2 separate regions of the Homo sapiens genome follow, and region 2 is linked to region 1. Evidence: chromatin contacts called from ENCODE Hi-C data. All regions are on one chromosome and are shown on one strand. Each heading gives the region's core, a stretch centred on a gene start or an enhancer-like site at or near the end of the contact. The rest is flanking DNA. Distances are from core to core; before and after follow the strand shown. Region 1 overlaps COLEC12 (collectin subfamily member 12). Region 2 overlaps COLEC12 (collectin subfamily member 12).

Evidence for each region. Hi-C counts contacts between places; a loop is a spot of excess contacts on that map. Pooled maps may share reads with other maps.
Region 2: a map of heart left ventricle shows a loop between it and region 1 (3-fold over the local background). The contact joins two enhancer-like sites. A Hi-C loop is called at or near these places in 7 of 168 maps with a recorded cell type or tissue (CD14-positive monocyte, Right ventricle myocardium inferior, cardiac septum and 2 more) and 11 of 50 pooled maps.

What each region holds. Positions count from the first base shown.
Region 1 is chr18:332,226-334,945 of GRCh38, reverse strand. It overlaps COLEC12 (collectin subfamily member 12), which reads left to right. Exons shown (of 10, transcript NM_130386.3): 6 at 1-204; 7 at 1,803-1,939. Among named protein-coding and RNA genes, the nearest start is that of THOC1, 66 kb to the right of the region's middle. Within about 2 kb of position 1,434, at least 9 of the 41 ENCODE cell types and tissues checked have a DNase peak (open chromatin) inside an H3K27ac peak, as active enhancers do; they include sigmoid colon, where a contact is called at or near this core.
Region 2 is chr18:455,936-458,635 of GRCh38, reverse strand. The region is part of intron 2 of COLEC12 (collectin subfamily member 12); the gene reads left to right. Among named protein-coding and RNA genes, the nearest start is that of COLEC12, 43 kb to the left of the region's middle. Within about 2 kb of position 1,300, at least 19 of the 41 ENCODE cell types and tissues checked have a DNase peak (open chromatin) inside an H3K27ac peak, as active enhancers do; they include sigmoid colon, where a contact is called at or near this core.

The DNA.
Region 1 (2,720 bases), core at 185-2,684:
CCGGCCCTCAGGGCCCTCCTGGCTTCCAGGGACTTCAGGGCACCGTTGGGGAGCCTGGGGTGCCTGGACCTCGGGGACTGCCAGGCTTGCCTGGGGTACCAGGCATGCCAGGCCCCAAGGGCCCCCCCGGCCCTCCTGGCCCATCAGGAGCGGTGGTGCCCCTGGCCCTGCAGAATGAGCCAACCCCAGCACCGGAGGACAATGGTAAGTCCAAGCCCTCCCTCCAGCCAGGGGGACAGGGCAGTGCATGTGCTTGAGACTGAGCCAACCCCCAGTGTGTGGCCCCACCCATGTTATTTTTGTTTTTGTTTTTGTTTTGAGACAGGGTCTCACTCTGTTGCCCAGGCTGGAGTGCAGTGGCGTGATCTCGGCTCACTGCAACCTCCACATCCCGGGTTCAAGTGATTCTCCTGCCTTAGCCTCCCAGGTAGCTGGGACTACAAGCGTGTGCCCCCACAGCCAGCTAATTTTTGTATTTTTAGTAGAGAGGGGGTTTCACCGTGTTGGCCAGGCTGGTCTCAAACTCCTGGCCTCAAGTGATCCACCTACCTTAGTCTCCCAAAGTGCTGGGATTACAGGTGTGAGCCACCACGTCTTGTCCCCCGCTGCATATTATTTAACAGCAAAGGCATCATAGGGGCTGGCACAGGAGCCCTGCTGCCAGAACAGGCCTCCATACCAGGCATGTGTTTCTCTCTAAACGCCATTGGGTTCTCTAGTGCTCATTTGTTTTATGTATTATGTGTGTATGTATGGGACAGGGTCTCACTCTGTCACCCAGGCTGGAATGACGAAGTGAAGTAGTGCAAACATAGCTCACTGCAGCTTTGACCTCCTGGGCTTAGGTGATCTTCCCACTCAGACTCCTGCGTAGCTGGGACCACAGGGGTATGCCACCACACCTGGCTAATTTTTTATTTTCCTTTTTGTAGAGACAGGGTCTTGCTATGTTGCCCAGGCTGGTCTTGAACTCCTGGCCTCAAGCAACCCTCCTGCCTCAGTCTTGCAAAGTGCTGGGATTCCAGGTGGGAGCCACTGCACCTGGCTCTTGCACTTGTTTATTTATAGGAGCCAGCCCTCAGAAGACAAACACAATGCAAAACATTTCCTTCAGGGAAGCCTGCTGGCCGCCCTGAGCGCTCTTCCCTCGTTTTACATCCTCACTCTGGAGATAGATGGGCTCCCTCGGTTAGCTCCATCAACATGTGGATGGAACCCTCTGCTATTGATGACTACATTTAATTTCTTTTTGAGAAAGGTGTTAGATGTTACGGTGCCTTCTAGTCTTTTGATAATTAAACCTTTGGCAAAACTCGAATGTTTGGTTAGCAACCAAGCCTATTTTTCTCTCCTTTGACCCAACCGCTATTCTACTTGATTTTGGTCGGTGAGGCCCGGGTTATTTTTGTTGATCCGTGAGCCCAGTTTTGGTGCTGGGTTCTCACATCCAAGTGTTCCTGGGTTCCGTATGATTCCAGACTGACGCTGAACATCTGTGCCTGCCCTGCTTCTTGTTGTTGCTTCTGTTATTTCTGTCATTGTGAAGACGGATCCAGACACAGAAGAACAAAGACCCAGTCAAAGATCTTTTCCAGATTATGTGGTTTTGGCTTGTGCTCTGCAGTCCACTTTGGGTCATGCTTGCTGCGAGCACGTCCGTGAACGTCAGCTGTGGGCCTCGTGCAGGGACGCTCAGGCTGCTCCCAGCGGGACCACAGTTTTGGCCTCTGAAACACAGCTGAAGAAAGGCAGAGTGCTTTCTGTGATCTTTTAATCAATGTTTTCCACTTTTGCATTCCTAGGCTGCCCGCCTCACTGGAAGAACTTCACAGACAAATGCTACTATTTTTCAGTTGAGAAAGAAATTTTTGAGGATGCAAAGCTTTTCTGTGAAGACAAGTCTTCACATCTTGTTTTCATAAACACTAGAGAGGAACAGGTATGCCTGCCACATACTTGGTTGGGGAAAACTATAATTTAAGGATAGTTTACATCTGGAAATTGCAGGCTTGTTGGGGATTCAGAGATATCACGAATTCCTAGTCACGTAAACATGGGAGGCAACATTACAGAGATTTGGGTTTCATCCAGTGGCTAGAAGCATTCGTGGCATTGGAATTGTATCTTCATGATTCTTCCTGGAAGATATTGCCTATCAAGCCTGGAGATGTGTGGCTCCTTCTGGTGGCTGTTGAAATAATTATAATGCAGAGAAGCTTGAGGGCTGCCACCAGGCACCTGTGGGGACAGAGAGAGGCATGAACACTGTAGGGATGGAGTGGGGTGCAAGGGACCACGCATGGCTCCAGAGGAGTCAGGAAGAGCGAAGAAGGCTGAGGAGGCAGAGCCCACGCATGCTAATGCTAGTGTCCACTCATTAGACCCTCTATATGCCAGGCACCGTGAGAGGCATTTGCTCCCTTGAACCTCACAGCAACCCTAGAACATAGGTATTATTATTACCCTCATTTGACGGCTAGGAAAACTGAGGCCCGGCAAGGTTTATGCAGACTGAGACCAAAACTGCAGCCCATCTAGCAACAATGCAGCGCTTTCTTTGATACCACACCAATTCCAGTGGCCTCCTCCCTTCTCCCTAAGTTATCTCCAGCAGACACAATCCTGTAAACAGATGTTTCCTGTAGTAACTGACTGGAATGAGCACACGGCAGACAGTGACCAAGCACCTGGGCTTTAGAATACACAGACCAGGGCCCAAG
Region 2 (2,700 bases), core at 51-2,550, 120 kb before region 1:
CAGTAGTGGGAGAAGCTACCCCATCAGGGGGTCCTCAGCTCCTAGGTCTTGAGCTGCCACCGATTCACAGAAGCGAAGGCTGCCTTCAGAAAACGGGTCTGGACAACCAGGAACAGCAGTTTGCCAATGCCTGTGGCTAGAGGAGAGGGCCAACCTGGATCGTTCAGGTGCACTTCTCCTCTCCCCTCCTCAGCCCACCCACGTGTGTTCTCAGTTGTCTGGGTAAGTCAGCAAGCTCAGCTGGGGAAAAGACAGTTGCTCTGAATTACCAGAGATCTGTGTCTGTTCAAACACAGGATTAAATTCAGTAGCAGTTAAAATGATCCTTTTGCTTTCTTAACATGAGAAGCAAAAATATGTCCTTAGTGAGATGCTCCAAGGGTATGTTAGGAAATGAGTGCTAGAGTTTCCGGTCCCTGATGAGGTCCTCTGTGAGCATTCTTAAAAATACTCATGGAAAACAGTAAAAGAACTGCAAATGGGACAAAATCAGATCACAAGTGAGCTGAACGTTTTTCTCTTTTTCCAACTTTTGGACTTGAGGTTTATCTAACATTAGAGTCCTCCTCTTGCCTGAACTTTTCTGGCAGGGTATGGCCAGTCCCTTTGCCACAAAGAAAATGCAGTGCTTCTGGCGAACCACATCTTTGTGCAGTCATAGACATGTTTATGTAACTCAGAAGAACTTATATAAATTTCCAATTCTGCAAACTTACTGTAACTGTTGGAAAACTACCTATATCCTGCCAGTAAGATACGCCGTCTCCTCAATCGTAAGCACTAAACAGTCAAGGATCCAGCTTTTGTTGGCAGTCACTTTGAAAAATGCGCAATGAAGGAGGCTTGTTTTCATTCTACTCCGCTTGGTATAGAGTGCTGCAAAGAGCAAAAAGTCGGAAACAGCTGAGACATTTTGCAACTCTTGGGACTAGGAAGCCCTTCATGGAAGAGTCTAGTGAGCTTCATTTACACCTCATTTTAAGTAAATAAACACCAGGCTTTGTGGGCATCCATTTCGCAACTGCTCATCAAACTCCACCAAAAGATCGTTTACAGATTTTAACAGTTGTGTCCTCTTTTCGCAGAGATGGGGGAAGCTCTAATCAACATGATTTGGGTCCACTTTTGGGATATGTGTGCTTTGCTTCAATACTGTACTTGCCTTCATCAGCTCCAGCATGTGACATGGACATTCTTCAAGGCAGGGTTAAAAACATCTGCAGCCTAGAAATCAGCAGAGCTCCCCAGGGAGGGTGTTAAATCCAGAGTGTGCTGATCTGTTTCCTGTCTTTGTTATGATTTCTTCACTGTAACTGAATCTCCTTCGGCGCTGCAGTGCCTGGGTACTCTGTGCAGCTGTGTCAGCAGGCCGAGGACTGTTGGCTTAGGGGGCTCCGTTCCCATTTACACGGCTCGCGTCCATAATCCCAGTCAGGCCTGTTCGTTCACAGGGTAAGCTGCTCCTTGTCAGCAGATCGGCAGGCCTCACTGTGCAGCCATGCTGTTACATGTAATCTAATTAAGATTAATTAAGAGGAAGAGCAGTTACCTGGCTGCACTGATCCTTGCCAAGAGAAAACCCTCGGGAATGTGAACAAACCACCATCCTAACAAAATGCCGTGAAAATGCTGCGGAAAAGCAGTAAAATACTGTCTTTAAGACCTGCGAGCCGAGAAGTGGGAGGGCTGGCACTTCACCAAGGAGACAGAGTACGGGGCTCAGGGTCCTCAGGTATATAGGCATTCCTGCCTGGCTCTTCCTTACCACCCGGATTTTGTTTTTGCTTTCTGGGTAGAGCTCTGATGTTGCCAAACAGCCTGTGCTCCTCGTGAACAATCTCTCCAGACTCAAAATAGCGAGCAGCCAAGGGGCTGCCACTGCTTGCGGTCCACAGCTCAGTCAGCGGGCTGCTCTTTGTTGGAGAAGAAAATACGCCTTCTGGAAATCTTACAGGTTACATCGTTTATTCTCAAAACACAACATCAGCTGCCAGTGGGTTTCCAGTAAGCTGCAAGAGCATTTAACCCAAATGGGTTTGTGACCTTCCTAAGCGGAGGTGTGGGAAGGCTCTAGTGAAGTGTGGTGAACAGATCGTCGGTAACGCAGAAGTCATCCTGCTGTTCCGGCACTGGAGGCAGAGCCCGGCCAACTGAGTATTTCTCCAGAGGATGTTTCTGGGCGGCCTTTCCCTCCTTGTGTAAAGCGTCTCATCTGTGTGGGCCTGGTTTATGAGTACAAGTTGCTCACGGCACATGATTGGCCCTAACTCCCCAGTGCTTTCTGGCACTCTTAAACCAGCGAGGGGTTTGTGTTTTGTATGAAGGTTGTGGAACTAGAGACAGCATAGCACCAAGAACTATTTTTGGTCTTCATTGAGAACTCAGACTGGGCATAGTAGCTACAGTGTGCCTGTTGGGTTTTAATGCTGTCATGCCTACCTCTGTGAGACAGGATAAAGGTGGAAGTCAAATGTTTTTCTCCATTCTTTGCCTAAGATCAATTCAGAAAAGTAGTAAAATGCTCCATAGAAGGTACTGCAAGACCCTCTTAAACCAGCCAGCCTCCCACCACGTGCTTTGTCCTACCACCTGAGGGCTGACGTGGTCTGATTTCATACCCTGCCTGGGTTGTGCTTGATACACTTAACTATTGTGTCAGTTAAAGTGTGCTGTGCTGAGCACTATTTACAATAGCAAAGA